Regions from separate parts of the Mus musculus genome. Here region 2 is linked to region 1. A link is a loop called in an ENCODE intact Hi-C map of the cell type or tissue named here. Cell type or tissue: heart. All regions are shown on one strand.

What was found. A loop is a pair of places that touch in the nucleus more often than their neighbours do. Peaks named below come from ENCODE experiments on the same cell type or tissue, not always from the same donor. Only the 100,000 strongest peaks of a DNase experiment are listed, where the experiment ranks them.
Region 2: a loop joins it to region 1, with 2.9 times the contacts of the local background. A loop is called at or near these places in 2 of 42 quality-filtered maps.

What each region holds. Positions count from the first base shown.
Region 1 is chr14:63,173,519-63,181,518 of GRCm38, forward strand. Fdft1 (farnesyl diphosphate farnesyl transferase 1) reads right to left here and starts at 4,369. Exons shown (of 8, transcript NM_001360211.1): 1 at 4,165-4,369. The coding sequence starts at 4,263. In heart, no CTCF peak of the experiment used is centred here; a DNase peak (open chromatin) is centred at 4,533; H3K4me3 peaks cover 3,503 bases; H3K27ac peaks cover 4,519 bases.
Region 2 is chr14:63,072,305-63,080,304 of GRCm38, forward strand. It overlaps Gm35908 (a long non-coding RNA gene), which reads left to right. Exons shown (of 4, transcript XR_874690.2): 3 at 3,456-3,564; 4 at 4,040-5,071. Among named protein-coding and RNA genes, the nearest start is that of Gm35908, 5.5 kb to the left of the region's middle. In heart, CTCF peaks have their summits at 4,046 (motif pointing right) and 5,067 (motif pointing left); DNase peaks (open chromatin) are centred at 4,217, 6,007, 6,787 and 7,977; H3K4me3 peaks cover 1,007 bases; H3K27ac peaks cover 4,145 bases.

The sequences.
Region 1 (8,000 bases):
GGTTGTCAAGCTTGTTGGCAGTGTCTTTACCTGCTGTGCCACCGTGCCAGTCAGGATGTTTGGTAGTCCTAGTTAGGACAGGCATTTGTGTGCACCAGGCCTAGATGTGTCCCCCTCTTAGCTCGCTTGGACAGCCTGCTTAATGTACTTCTGTGGCTCACTACCTTAAGGATGGACAGCATACTGGGATAGAGAGCTCAGGAGGGGCCGGGGAGATGGCTCAGTGCTTAAGAGCAAGTACTGCTCTTACTGAGGACTGGAGTTCAGTTCCCAGCGTCTGCAGTTCACAATCACCTATAACTCCAGCTCCAGGGGCATCTGATGGCCTCTTCTGGCCTCAACAAGGTACTGCACTCACTGCCACAAACTCACAGACAACTGTAACACATAACACACTTAGAAAATTTTTTAAAAAAATTTTAAAAAATTGAATCTTTTTAAAAAAGATAGACTGAACAAGCTCTGTAGTCAGATTGTGAGAGTCAAATTCCAGGGCGCCACACCATAGCTATGGGATGTTAAGTAACTCACTAACCTCTAAGCCCTAGCTACAAAACAGGAAAACAGATCCTCAAAGGGTTACTGGGTGTTTACATAACAGATGGGAGGTATGTAAAATAGTGCTTGGCACACACCAAGAACTAATAAACATTAGCTAAGGGAAGGCACACAATCCCAGTTTCTAGAGGCTTTCAGCAAGACATAAAGACGGAGAAAAAGATCCCAGACAGGTGTCCACAGTTCTAAGCCCACAGTGTGAGGAGACAGCCTGAAAAAGCCAGGTGAACAAGAGAATGGGGCAGGCAGGCCAATGTCAGATGCAGGGAGTCTACTGTTTTAGGTGTTTATGAATATTTAACTTCTTAAATATATATGAAGAGAATGAAGTAAATATGACAGATTACTGATGCAGTGGCCTGTTATATGTAACTTTCGATACTTGTCTGCATAAAGTATTTTGTAATGAAAATGCATTTTAATTGGGCTTGGAGGCTCACACCTGCAATCCCAGCAGCCAGGAGGCTCAGCATTCAAAGCCAGTCTGAATCACAAATCGAGTTCCAGAAACCAAAACGCCCAAAGAGCGTTTTAAGTTAATGCCCATCTTAAAGTATGGGAATTAGAAATAAAGACATCAATAAGAAATGTAAATTTCTGAAGTAACCAGGCTAAAATTGCCAAGTATTGTGCAATTACAGAAACCAACCTTTAAAGAAAAAGGAGGAGCAGGCACACGGCTTGGAAGAGTACCACAGGAAAATAACCAAAGGAAAGGTACAGCCGGGCGGTGGTGGCACACATCTTTAATCCCAGCACTTGGAAGGCAAAGGCAGGCGCCTTTAATCCCAGCACTTGGGAGGCAGAGGCAGGCAGATTTCTGAGTTCGAGGCCAGTCTGGTCTACAGAGTGAGTTCCAGGACAGCCAGGGCTACACAGAGAAACCCTGTCTCAAAAAAATACAAAATAAAATCAAAAGAAAAGGCACAGCGTCAGAGCAATACTTTTTTTTTTTTTTTTTTTGGTCTGTTGTTTGAAAACAGGGTCTCATTACATATCTATGGCTAGCCCTTAACTCAATATGTAGACCAGGCTGACCACAAACTTTCAGAGAGCCACCTTCCTCTCCTCTCCTTATGCTGGGATTAAAAGCGTGTGTGGCGCTACGCCAGGCTCTTTCATCAGCATTCTGAAAGACTGAGAGCTGTCTTAATACTTCAGGGTCTGTACTCCAAAACAAAGACTAAATCTCCCCTTGGCTCTAAAAGAGGAAGGAAAGGGTGGACATTCAGTCCAAAGCATCCTAAAACCTGAGCATCATGGACCGAGAGAAGACAGCGAATACCTCCCCAGAGGTGGTGAACTGCCATCACCAGGTGTCAGGTGTCACTTGGTCTCCTGACCAAGACTTACAACCTAGACTGTAAGCAGAAATTCTTTATCTTGGGTTCACCCCGTAAAAGCTCAAATGTACATCTTCTCCAGGATAGAAGTATTTAGATTTCTTAAGATTTGTAAATGAGCAATGAGATATCTTGGCAGTGGGACCCATGTCCAAACATGCAATTGTTTGTGTTTCACATATGCCTTATACACACAGCTGACAGGGAATTTTCTACAATGCTTTTTAACATATTGAAAACGACATGTCAAATACATGTACAAGGTCAAGTGTGGTGTGGAAGTGTCCACCTACGGCATCATGTCAGCACTCAAAAGAAATCTTACTAATACTGAGCCAAGCAAGTATTTATGCACAAAAGCCACAGAGGCATTTGAAAGCTCTATTTCCTTCAGGCAACCCTACAAAGGTTAAACTTGCATCCTAACTAGCAGTGATTTTCCCTCCTACTCTTGTAAATCCCCTTAGGAAAAGTCACTATTCTGCTATACTCAGGCAAAGGCACCTACCTGCCTTAGAAGGCTACATACAAGCTTCCCCAAAGCAGTCTGTTCACTAATTCATCTTCACACATTTCTGTTTTGTTTTTATTTTTCTGAGACAGGGTTTCTCTGTGTAGCCTTGGCTGTCCTGGAACTCAAACTCTGTAGACCAGGCTGGCCTTGAACTCAGAAATCCACCTGCCTCTGCCTCCCAAGTGCTGGGATTAAAGGCGTGTGCCACCATGCCCCGCTCTGTGTACCAGTTACCTTGGGTGTTTGTTTGTTTGTTTGTTTTTTGTCTTTTTGTTATTTTGTCTCCCCCCCCCACCCCCGCAGAGCTGAGGACCAAACCCAGGGCCTTGCACTTGCCTAGCAAGCGCTCTACCACTGAGCTAAATCCCCAACCCCCACACATTTCTGACAAGCTACTTTGCTCAAGGCAGTAAAGGCCTGTACATGAAGAAAAGATTATTTTCAAGCCGCTTCTAATTCAGATTTGCCAGGAGGCTGAGATGGGGATCAGAGGCAAGTGGATCTCTGAGTCACAAGGCTGGCCTGATCTACAAAGTGAGTTCCAAGACAGCCAGGGCTTACACAGTGAGACCCTGTCTTGAAAAAATAAAATTCAGAACCGAGTTAAGAGAACCCTGAAGTTGTTGCGAGACTGAAATAAAGAATCTTGCATCTGAAAGTGGCTCTGGGATCACGGGTCTAAGTTAAAGGGTGCTAGAGAAGGCAGGTAAGGAGACCTTGCAGGTCAGAATGAACTACCTGTCACTGGAGCTGTCAGGAGCTCAAGTTGGATTATAAAGCAGATTCTTGCTCTTGCTCTGATTACTTATCCGTGCAAGAATCTGGCAACTGTACCTTCTTCTCCCCTGAAACCTACTCTTGGCGTTCATTTCCTTGTGGACCCTGTCTATGCCCTTAATTACACTGCTATCCATGTTTTACCCCACAGAGTGCCCATCACTGACAGGTGTCCAGGGTCTGCTGAATGGCTGAGAGCACTTGTTAGAGCTAAATCTTAAAAAAGGGAGGATTCTGAATGAGAAAAGCAAGGGCACCAATTAAGAATACCTTTAAATAAAATACAGTGCCTGATGTTTCCAGTGAAGGGGAAACGTTTAAGTTTTTGATGTTAACTGGATGTGTCATCATGCAACAGTTACATACTTTTGTCAGAGTAAGTATTATCATAAAAGCACGCGTTTAAGAAAGGGAACAGACCAATGAAATACGAAAAAAACCAAAAAAACAAACATGTTCTGGCCTCTGGCAGCCAATAACTAGTAGGAACTTGGACACAACAAAAACCGTAGGAAGCACCCAGGAATAAAATAGTGGCTGCAGAAAGGTGAGTAAGCTTATGCGGGAGGTGATGTCTGAAAACTGGAAGGAGTGGGTGGGGCGAAGTAAGTTTCATTCCAGTGAAAATAGGCACGATAACTCCTCCAGGGTTCCTTATGTTCTCAAAATTGTTCTCAACCGTGTTCTCTTTAATCTCAATTCTGGAACGCACCCATTTAGGTAAAAATAACTCCAAGCTTAGAAGAACAAAATACGCAGCCAAACTACCAAGAAAAGCAATGGCTTGAACAGACAGAAACCTTGAAAGGCGGGGGGGGGGGGGGGGGGACATGGCCCTAGTGGGGGTGCGCGACCCAGGCAGGGATCCCGCCTTCCGTGAAGACCAGGGTGTCAGAGACCATCCATCCTCTAGAGACCTCTTGTGCGGGAAGCCGCCACAGGCCTGCGAGGGAGCAGGGATGCTCGACTTACCTGGTCCATCTTGGGTATAAAATTCCGCCGGCCTCCCATGCGGAATCGCAGCAGGTTATAGAACTCCTCCGGGTGGCCTAGACACTTGACGAACTCCATCCTTGCGACTGCTGGGCGCGGGGCTCACCTGTCGGGATCTCCCGCTCCCACCTGTGTTTAGACGCCGGGGAGTGGGCAGGGCGAGGAGGCGGGGCCAGCGCCGGACGTCCCGCCCACCTCCCGCCCTCCTCAACCGGCCGCGCCGCTCGCGCCTCCAGGCTAGGACGCGCGGAGTGGACTGACGGACGTTGATTGGCCAGAGCTGCTCGCACCAGGAAAACGTTAACCAATCGGAAGCCGGAGGAGCCTGGCGCGATGACCACACCCTAGAATTTGATTGGAGAGCTGGAAAGCAGCCAGCGAACACGATTGGTACCCAGCAGAGAGCCTTTGTTCCTGCGTGTCGTAGGCTGGCAGCGAGCGAGGCGCATGCGTGGACGTTCTGGAGTTCCGCGAAAGGCTTGAGAGCTTTGCACGATCCTAGGGACCTCGGCCTCCAGTCTGAGTTCACCTCTTGATATACCTAAGGGGTTGGCTGGCAAAGCCGAGTCAGAGTGAAAGGGTAGCAGGGACTGGAAACGCGCCTCGCGGCTTGAGAACAGATAAAACAGTCTTGCTTTCCTCCGAGGAGTTTACAGGGGCTCGAGTTTACCGGGGCTTTGCTGAGCCCCGGGAAACTCCAAGCGGGACAGCGCACAGTATTTCTCAGACTTCTCCACCCGTCTTTTGTGAGACGACATGGCGATGATTCTTGGATCCCATTTTCAAAGCTGCAAAAACAAAGGGAACTGAGCTCTTAATACCTCTCGATGTTCTAGTTGACGTGAACCAGGACTTATGTAGTGCTTGCAAAATCTGCCCGAGATTGGGCCTCCCAGGGATGTGATGGGAACAAATACCTCCTGCTCTCCCCAGTTAAGGATTGCAAGGAGCGAGGAAGGGCTCCCTCCCAGTTCTATTGGTAGTTGATGGTTGCTGGTGGAATGACTTAAAAAGTTACTAGCATAAATGATACATAAGTTTTATTATGAAGTCTTCATACACTTATATAATGTATTTTTATTACATTCCCCTTTACAGTCATAATTCTTACTGTTCCAATTAGCCTTCATTTCTACTTACACCTTTTTATTATATTTTGATGTGAGCATAAGTGTTATCACACACATACCATGTGTGGAAGTCATTTCTCTTCTTCCATTTGACTCCTGGAGATAGAACTCAGGTCATCAAGTTCGGTGGTGCCTTTGTATCACCTAAAGATAGACAAAGATTTTAAGTGGTATGTCTGCTAGTAAGTTGCCCATACTTCTGTTAGTAACCCTAATTAAACCTACTGACAGATCAAGAAGAAAAATGACTAGTTTTAAAGACAAGTTCAAGAAGAGTGGGGGCGGGAAGACGAGAGAATAATAGGGGTTGAATATGATCAGAATATATTATATACGTTATAAAATGTCATAATACAGCCCATTGTTATATATGGTGAATATGCTAGTAAAAACATATTAAAATTATTAAAATGTGCCAGTTTGGTCCTCAATGCTTGAGTCCTTCTATAGAAAACTTCTGTGTTGGAGCTTTAGTCTAAAATGGGGAATTTTAGAGATGGGAATTTCATAGGGATTATATATAAACAAGGCCACAAGGGCAGGCCTTAAAATTAATTCCAATGGAATTGGTGTCCTTAACTACAAGAAGAAAATATCAAAAAAGCCCCACCACCACCACCACCACCACACACAGTGAAGTCACAGTGTTCTAGAAGGTGTATTCCAGGGCAGAGACAACTGAATATGTCTTACTCTTAGACTTCCATCTTGAAGATCTGTGAGGAGTGAAGGATTACCTAACCACTCAGTCTTTGATTCTAATTTCCATTCAAAATATCAGTTTATTAGAAACAGCTGGAAAGTCAGACTTGGTCCCATCAGTTCCCATCAGAGTGGTAGCCAGCCCCTCCTTCTCACCCCAGCCTATGATACTCCCAGCTGTCAAAAATGGTAGCTCTTGTCAAAATGACCCATCGCAGCTGTCCTACAGCTTTAGCAAAGCACAGCTGCAGGGGATGGGTCCTCAGCCAAAGCCACCTGTTTGCCAGGAAGGACTTCCCATCCTAACCCATGGGCCTGAGGCAGGGAATTGGGGGGTGATGGTGAAAAAAAAAAAAAAAAGCCACTGATTACTGGGCTTTCCAGAAAAATCTACCAATCTCTGAGTTCCCCAAGCTCAGGACTTGAAATCCCACCAATCTTCAATCTGGATTTCTCTGCCCCACTACCCCGAGATATCCTATCCTGCTGAGATATAAACCCTGCCAATTGTCCAATTCCCTGCTGTCCACTCCTAGGAGCAGAGGACAGTCATCCCTGGATTTCTCTCTCCTCTCCTGGACCCTCCAATAAATCATGGTATTTGCAGCCTGGTGTGCATCATTGAAAGAAGCCAAGAAGCAATCAAGAGAAGGGGAAAAGTGAAGAGGTGGAGCAAAGCTGAGCTGCTCAGCTGAGAGCTACCGTGCCTCTCCTGAGGAAGCTTCCTCTCATGGCTGTGTGGTTTCTGGGCACCTGTGTCTCAAGATATCCTTCCATTGGGATACCTCTCCCCTCTGGTTCCTGGGCTTCCAAGTCCCAGGGTACCTTTCCCTCTGAACAAAACACACCACACACCTCAGTTCATCCAAGAATTAGGATAGCCCGTGGTAGCACTTACCAGCTTCTTTGCCTGTTGTCTTAATATTAGGCAGCCTCACAGGCACTCGCGTCTAGGCACAGCCAGAGGGCTTGATTCACTGGGTGCAGTGGAGTCCCACTACAGCCTACCATCTTCCTGTGGGACTCACCCAATGCATGCTCAGTCTCCTGGGAGGCCACTGTTAATGACAGTGAAACCCTGCAGAGAGTTCTCTCCAGCGAGCAGGTAGATGACCTCAAAGGCATGCTTGATGGTGCACCGTCGTAAGCTCAGGTTGCTGGAGAGACGCTCCACACATGGAGTGGGACACCAGCCTTGGAGAAGCACCAGGTGGTACAATACCAGGCATTGCATCCTGCACCAGTGCCTGTCAGACTTCTCTGCAGGGATACAGTCTTGCAGGAAACTGTCGCCTGCTTATCATCCATGCTCCAGGTGCCCCAAAAGCTTGATGTTTGAGGCCTCTGCTACCACCCTGTGACTATCTCCCATCAGTCATCTGGGCACACTGAGGACACCTCTGGCACAGATGGGAGAGTTGAGGGTTTTTTTTGGGGGGGGGGTATTGTTTTTGTTTTGTGTGTGTGTGTGGTTTTTTTTTTCCCTATGGCAGACTTAAGTGTGACAGTGGCATTAAACCTTGTTCATTGTTTGTTTTCCCTTTGAGGCAGTGTTTACATTGGCCCAAAACACCAGATCCCAGGGCCCCAGCCTCTCCGGAGGCTGGGATGTGTGTCACCATATTCAGCTTAACTGTGTGATCTTAAATTCCATAACCTTCCCAGACTTCAGGTAAGGACAGTAAGTATGGGTGCTCAGGACTAAGGAAATGGCTTATTGATTAGGAATACACACTGCTCTTCTAGAGAACCCAAGTTTGGTTCCCAGAACTCAAGCCAGGTGGCTCATAGCCCTTGTAACTCTAGCTTCAGGAGATCTGACCACCTTGGGCACCTACACTATTGTGCAGATAACCCCACACAAGACACACACATTACCGAGAATAAAATCTCCTTTAAAATGACAAAAATTGAATTTTTAAATGATTAAGTGTCCGTCTCCATGGGTTATTCTGTAGATCATGAATATGACCTACGAGGTGA
Region 2 (8,000 bases), 100 kb before region 1:
CTGGTATTTGTTTTTTTGTTTTGTTTGTTTTTGCTTCTCCTCTTCCTGGAGTTATATCCCTGCAGATGTCCACTCCTCTCCATTCATCATGTCACCTGCTAAACAATGTTTTATATCATCACCCTATTTAGAATTATAGAGCTCCTCCAAGCTCACCCCACCCTACTTGCTTTCAAAATTCCTTCCCCTGACTTCCTAGACCTGCCCTGTGAGCTTAGAGCCCAGTTCACTGCTGGTCCTGAGAAGAGCCTAATGCACACCCTCACACAGATGGGGGATTTTACACTTTGTTCATGGATACACTCTTCGGTTATTTACACTCATAATAGGATCTGGCATACATTGGTGCTTATCAAATGCCTGGAGAAGGAATGATGGATTTGATAGTTTCCAGGTCCCAGGAGAGAAACCAGGAGAGGGGAAGATGTGTCTGCATAAAGTTTCATTGTTCTAGAGAACTCTGACAGGAAGGCCATACGGTGAGTGAGGTACAACTCCTTTGGAATGGGCAAAGCCCATCAAGGACACTCTAACTAAGATCTACTTCCTGAAAGGCAGTGAGGAAGATGTGCTGGAGTTCTGCAGTCCCATGCCTAAAGCTCACATCAGTGCATCTACACAGCCATATCCATGGTGACCCAACTTCAACCAGTCCCCTCAGCCCCCTTCTTTGTCCCCCCTCAGCTTTGCCTACCTTGTCTTGGCAAAGAATCCTGCTGGGTGAGTTTAACAACAATCCCTGTATTTTGATATCCACCCCACTCCATATGTGATTAAGTTCCCTGTTCCTTGTTCTTTCTAAGTCTTTGGCTTGCCTTCAGCCAGAACCCCATGCCCCTCAGGTTCTTTATTAATGTTCAATCCATTGGCTCCCTAATCCTGTCCTTGGCTATAAATGCTCCCCTTTGGCCTTGTTGCAATTGGAGTTGAGCTCCAATAGTCATAGCTCACGGAGCTAGTCTTAAACTGTTTTCTGAGGTTTAGGCAATTGTCAGAACAATTTCCCTTTAACAGGAATCTAAAACTCAATTAGACAGGATCTATTACCTCAGAGTTCCAATCAGTAGGAATTCATATGCATGAGTCAATAAGCAAATACCAGACCACAAGGAGCATGGTAAAAGCATGTTGTGGTTTGGTCTGTCGCTATGTATTGTAATGCTAAATTCTGTACCTGAAGGTCTAGGCCGATGAGTGAATTGTCATGTTTACAAGATTTTGTTATGCAAACCTTGTTCCTTGATTTAAAACTATTAGTTCCTTGATTTAAAACTCTAATCCTGCAAATAATTGGCTATAGCCAATTATTTGCAGGATTAGAGGTAGGTAGGTTTTAAGTTACCTGATTGGGAGTGAAGAAGAGAGAGACCAGGAGGAGAAGGAGGAGAGAGAAGACGCCTCCATGAGGGGAGATGGACTGTGAGCACGTGGCCAGGAGAAACAGCAAGTGTCTGGGGTACACTGCTGGGGAGGCAGCCAGGCCAGCAGTTAGAAGAGTAGATTAGGGGTGATCCCAGTAATTGCCAAAGCCAAACAAAACAACCACAGTCTGAGTCTCATTCATTTGTAAGCTAGATGGGGATAAGCTTAAATTGCTTCTACTACAACGAAATGTTGTCCAACTGCCCACTGAATAGTTACCTTTATCCTCTGAGGTTAGTGCTGCCCTCACCCTGGGCCAGATGGCCCATTTTCTGCAGTGGGCATCAATGCAGGGACTCACAACTGATCGACATACAGAGAAGTGACCTGAGTACTCAGCCTCTGTGTCAGTCCACCCCAGCTCCCTCCGGGAACACTGTGAGAGAGGAGGCAGAGGGAATGTCGGAGCTGAAGGGCTGGAATGAAGTCTGTGGAATTCTGTCTTCCGGGTGTGAACATCACACTCTCAAAGTTACTGTAGCTATGGTCACCTGTACCAGGTCAGGGCAACACTCCAGCAGGCAGTGCTTGCTGGATTGACGGGGGGGGGGGGGGGGGGGGATTGGAGGGGATATGTGGGATATGAACATGGAGTCAGAGGTGAGAATGATCTAAATAAATTGCATGCATGTATGAAATTGTCAAAGAATTTTTTTTAAAGTGTTTTCTCAGCAAAAAAGCATGGGCAGTCCCTTCAGCCTGTGAGAGCCAGAGTCCTGCAGGGAAGAGTAATGTGGGCTAGACTTGAAGAACACATAAGGACTCGTGCTTCTAGAAGCTCAGTGATTAGAGGTAGAAAACAACTGTCTTCAAAGATAATCAACATATAGGATCCTTGACATCTAGAGCAACTAACTCTTATCTCCCTTTTTCATGTGTGTGTGTGTGTGTGTGTCTGTGTGTGTGTGTATGTGTATGTCTGTGGTTATGTCTGTGTAGGTCTCTCTTTCTCTCTCTTCTCTCTCTCTCTCTCTCTCTCTCTCTCTCTCTCTCTCTCTGTGTGTGTGTGTGTGTGTGTGTGTGTGTGTGTATGTGTGTGTGTGTGTATGTGGTTATGTTTGTGTAGGTGTGTGTGTATTTCATAGGAAGGAGTCTTTATTCTAGACGTATGTATCCATTGAAAATTGAGTAGTCTCCTGGACAGGCACTTTTGGGTGGGTTGTCAGGAACGAGGAGCGATTGCTTCTAAGCCCGGAGTTCTTCCCTTGTGGAGTTAGCAACCGATTCTTACTTTTCCTGCAAGCTCTTTTGTATGGAAGTAGATCCACATCACCTTTACAGTTAGGAGTTGTGGAGGTGATGAGCAGATCTCATCCCCACTGTTTGGTCGGAACCCTTGCTTATCTCCTGTACAAACTAAGACACCCTGTTTGCTCTTCTTCACCCAAGGAAAGCCTGCAAGGGAAACAACTCAGGCTTAGAAGCCATCTCTCCTCCTTTCTGACCACCCACCTAAAAGTGGCCGCCCAGGGGCTGTTTTTGTCCATGGTGTGCCTCGCTGGTGGAGATGAAGGCAGAGGTGTCAGGAAAGTGCCTCGCTGGCACGCCATCACTCCTCGAGTAAACTCTATGAAATCCTCTTGCTTTAGGCCAGGTGTGTGGCTTCACTGACCTCCGCCTGTGGGATCAGTGAGCCCACAGGAGAGCTGACTCCTAATAAACCTGCCTTTATCTATTTTTAATCTGTTCTAATCTGTCGCAGAGGGAGAGAAAGGGTCTATCACTCATCCTTCAGAAGTGCATGTGGGTTTCAGGATGAGTAGCTGATGAAATGTTTCTGGGTCAAAGGCGTATGTGTTCTGCATTGTGAAGATGAGGAACATGGAAGTATTTGGGGGACAGGAGAGTCCTCCTCCGTAGATGCAGGATAGTTTGGGTTAAGATGGAAAGATGAAACTTGGCCTTGGAGTCAAAAGGCAGGAGAGGCTTTGGGTCCCTAATCTACAAGCTCAGCAGGGGCGGGGCTTCAAAGCAGGCCCTGAGTGAGGAGGCTTTGCTTTCAACATGGACTCCCACCCTATCTCTTTCCACAGATGGCAAGATGGTCAGGATAAGCACATGGAATCTAGCCCAAAGTCGTCTGGCCGTGGGTCAGTCTGGGCCTAGAGGACCCAGGAGTCCAGACACCTGGAGTTTGGAGAGGTATAGTTTCCGGAATTGGTGTGTGGGCAGGGGGTGTGGAGTGCAGACAGCAAGGAGGGGCTGATGAAGAAGAATGAGGTGGAGTCGCGGGAGGAGATGAAGGCAGAGGTGTCAGGAAAGTGCAGATGCAGCAGGCACAATCGCGGGTGGAGGAGCAGGTAGCACCGAGCTCAGGTGATGGGCAGGTGGGGGTGGGGTGAGATATGGAAACCAGGCACCTGTGCCGCGGGAATGTGCTGCAGGTCCATACAAACTTAGGGTCATTAGACTATGGTATGAGAGAGTTTCTTAAGTTCCCTATCTACAGACCCCATTCCTTCAGAGACAGGAAAGGAGAAACACCAAAGTCACAGCGGAAAAAGTCAGGGAGGTCTGTATTGGCGTGTTCTAGCAGGAACACTGGCATCCCTGTGAGGAGACTGCTCCTCCTGGATGGATCCTATTCGCTCCAGATAATTGACTGTTCTTCCACCAGGTAAGCCACTTGGTGGCGCTGTGAGCATGAAAAGCGGGCTCTGTAGCCAATAAGCCTTTTGCAAGACTGGAGGTGTGACTTGGAGACTGTCTAAGGGGCAATGTAAAAAGCTCAGCCTACATCCGGACCCCGGCTGGAAACAAATACGGACATAGAGAGGTCCTGCGAGACACCAGGAGGCAGACAAGGCAGGGATGACGACTGTCTGTCTTGTGACCAGGAAACGGGGTTATGAGACCTATTCAGCTTTCTTTGACTCCGCGCTGTTTGGTTAGGAAAGGGCATATGTGTGCAGAGAACAAACAATACAGGGGAAGGGAGTCTACAGAGAGCTGCTGAACTCTAGCTGCCCCCAACAGACCTCCGGTAAAGGAAAAGGAAGACGCGAAAAGTGACCCACAGCTGGGAAACCTACAGGTCAAAACTCGGAGTAGGGCCTGGGGCAGGATGGGGGTGGAGGTGGAGGTGGGAGTGGAACACACCTTAAAATCCCAGCACTAGGAAGGCAGAGGCAGTCTGATCTTCATGAGTTCAAGTCTATCCTAGGCCATAGGGCAAGTTCCAGAACAGCCAGAGCTACACAGAGAAACCCAGTCTTGAAACAAACAAACAAACAAATAACAACAACAACAACAATAAAATAGAGCCTGTTAGGAAGGGCTGAGGACAAGGCCTTGATTGAGCATAGCTGTTCTCCAACTTCTCAGAACCCCGTGCCTGATAACTGTGTCATAGTAGGGTGACAATGAATGACAATAATAGACCATAGGTTTCAAAAAGGTGAGAAACAAGGTTACACAGGGTCTCTCTGTGTAGCCTTGGAACTCACTATGTACACCCAGGCTGGCCTCAAACTCAGAGACTGCTTCCGCCTCCCGAGCTCTGAGATTAGAGGTGTGCACCACCACACCCTGCCTAAGGGCTGGAGTTAGGTCCCTTGCCCAGCACTGAAGAGTTGTCAAGCCCCAGTCAGATGGCTCTCAGCCATCTGCAACTCCAACGCCAGGGGTATCTGATGCCCCCTTCTGGCCTCCTTGGGAACTGCATTCACAGAGCAGCATAAAATATATTTAAAAATTGGTATCTCTGAGAGAGAGAGAGAGATGGAGTTTGGTCGAGTGGGTGGGTAGGTAGCTGGCCAGGGACACCCAGGGAATCTTATCTCCACCTTCCCGGACTGGGGTTACAATCACCACCATCACACTCAGCTTTTCCACTTGAGTCCTGGGGATCAAACTCAAATCTTCATGTCTATGCAACATCCTCACTTCACCTACTGAACTATCTCCGCAGCCCTAGTTAAAATTATTAACTGGTACATAAAGGCATACAATTGTGCATGTTAAGGAAATAATGTGTGATATTTTGATATGTATACACATTCCACAGTGTTTAAATCACATTAAACATGTTTTCTCAAAAATTATTTTTATTTTAAAATTTTTCTTTTCCTAAGACACCCCGCCCCAAACAAACCAAAATCATCTGTGTTTACACTAATCCTTTCCAATGTTCACACTATTGATGACGAAAATCCCCTAGTGCAACTTTTTTTTTTTTTTTGGTTTTTCGAGACAGGGTTTCTCTGTGTAGCCCTGGCTGTCCTGGCACTCACTTTGTAGACCAGGCTGGCCTCAAACTCAGAAATCCGCCTGCCTCTACCTCCCGAGTGCTAGGATTAAAGGCATGCGCCACCACGCCCTGCTCTAGTGCAACTTTTATTACAAACTCAAGGAGTTTGGGTGTGGAGACCCATGCTCCTAATCTCAGTGGTAGAGAGACAAAAGCAAGAAGATCAGGAGATCAGGGCCACCCTTGGCTACACAGCAAGTTCAAGGCCCACCTGGGCTACGTTTGATCTTGTCCCAAAGAATCAAACAACAAAGCAAAAACAGAAAGAGATCAGGGAGGTTGAGGGTGTGTTGCTCGGTGGCGGAGGCTGCCTGTCGTTGTGAGGCCTTTAGTTTGATCCCCAAAACCACAGAATAGAAGAAGTGGGGGAGGGGGGGAGGACTTTCATCAGGAAAGCCTAAGAGCTACGTTGTTGCTTTCTGCTATGAAACAGCTATCTCTCTGTGTTGAGTGCTTTTCTTTTTCTCAACCAACACTGCCATTGCACATTGCTGGGGAGCACGGGAGCACTGCATCACACCCAGGATTGTCTTCAATGACCCTGCCTCCTGATGTCACGCCTCTGTCGCAAGCAGCTGTCTGCAAAACTGGTCTCAGAAATGATGGTCTGATTTCTCAGACAAGGTCATAAAGACTGTCCTGCTTTCACTGTGGGGAAGTCAGCCACCGTGTGGTGGGGAGCACTCCAGCAATCCCGATGGGGAGAAGCTGAGGACCCCTCACCAGCAGCCAGCACCAGCTTGCCAGCCATGCAGCGAGCCACCTTGGAAGTAGATCTCCAGCCTCAGTTGGACCTTTTGGGAACTGATGCTCCCACAGGACAGGCAGTATGATGGAATTCCTGGAACCCTGAGCCACAGCAGCCTTACCCCTCTTTCCTCACCCCCTCCCCTGCCCCCTCCTCCACACTACACTCTCTCGGGTTCCAGATGTTCTAGAACCACCCCATCGCTGTTCCAGGTTAAATAGAAAATCTCCTCCACAGGCTCATGGATTTGAAAATGGGCTCTACCTGACAGCCCTGTTCTCCAAGGCTGTGGAAACTTCTGGACACAGGGCTGTCTAGTCTCATTTGCAGCATGTATAGTTTCTGCTTTCTGGTTCAGCTCGACTTGAGTAGCTCAGCCGCAGGCTCCGCCCTCTTAAACCATCCCCCATGGACCTCAGTCCCCAAAGCCATGAGCCTTGAGTTGCTTCTGTGGGTTATTTTGTCATTGCCATGAGAAAAGTATCCAATGCAGTCGTAAGTGAGTTGTTGCTCAGCAAAACAATTCAGTAGAAGCGCCTGCCGAGTAGCCTGAGAACTAGAGTTCCGATTTCCCAAGTAAAAGCTGTGGGGGCTCCCTGCTTGGTGGCACACACCTTTAATTCCAGCATTCGGGAAGCAGAGGCAGGTGGATCTCTGTGAGTCTGAGGTCAGCTTGATCTACATAGTGATTTTCAGGTTAGCCAGGGCTATGTAGAGAGACCCTGTCTCAAAAGCCAAAAATCAAAACAAAACAAAAACCCAGCCGGGCGTTTGCAATCTCAGTGCCCTGTTAGCAAAGACAGGGAATCCTTGGAGCAAATGAACTACAATGAACTAGTTAGAGTAATCAAAAGGGTGGTCTCCAGGGCCATCAAGAGGGAGGGAAAAATTCAGCGTCAACCTTAAGGCCCCCTCCCCCCCCCCCCGCCCCCCACGTATGCAGGTGCGCAGAGCAGACAGGAGCAGAACTGTTTTGGTTCCCGCTCTTCCACTACTACTATATCATTTTACCTTTGAACCTCCATTACCTTTACAAAATAAAAGAGCTGTGGGTGTATGTAGTTCAGTGGTAAAGCTCATGCTTAGTGTGTGTGGTGGAGGAGGCATGAACATGCCTTGCACATACTTAAAGGATGGAGCAAACATGAACCTGACGCGGCGCCAGGCTTAGGGAAGGGACATGCACTGGTCCTGCTAAGCACACACTGCACACTGTCAGTCACGCTAACTGTAGAATGGGTCTTTTTTATCTGCCTTCAGAGCTGCTGCGGGAGCCTAGTGGGAATCTGCGGTCAGCAACTTGTAGACTCTGAAAGACCGTGTAAACGTGCTGGAGTTAGCATCTGAGGGCCTAGGTCCTGGGACTCTGGCAGCAGGACTTCCTCTGTAGAAGGTTAACCATGGGGGTCTACCAGGGTTGTTCTGCCGCTGTTATCGCAGAACTGTAGGTAGAAAGCAGCGGGAAGCCGGGTCCCCTTTCCAGGGACCATCTGAAGTCACAAAGCTGGGCCACTGAAACCTCAAACACCAATGTAGATAAGGCATGTGACTGCAGTCAGGAGACACTGAGCCAACTGGGGG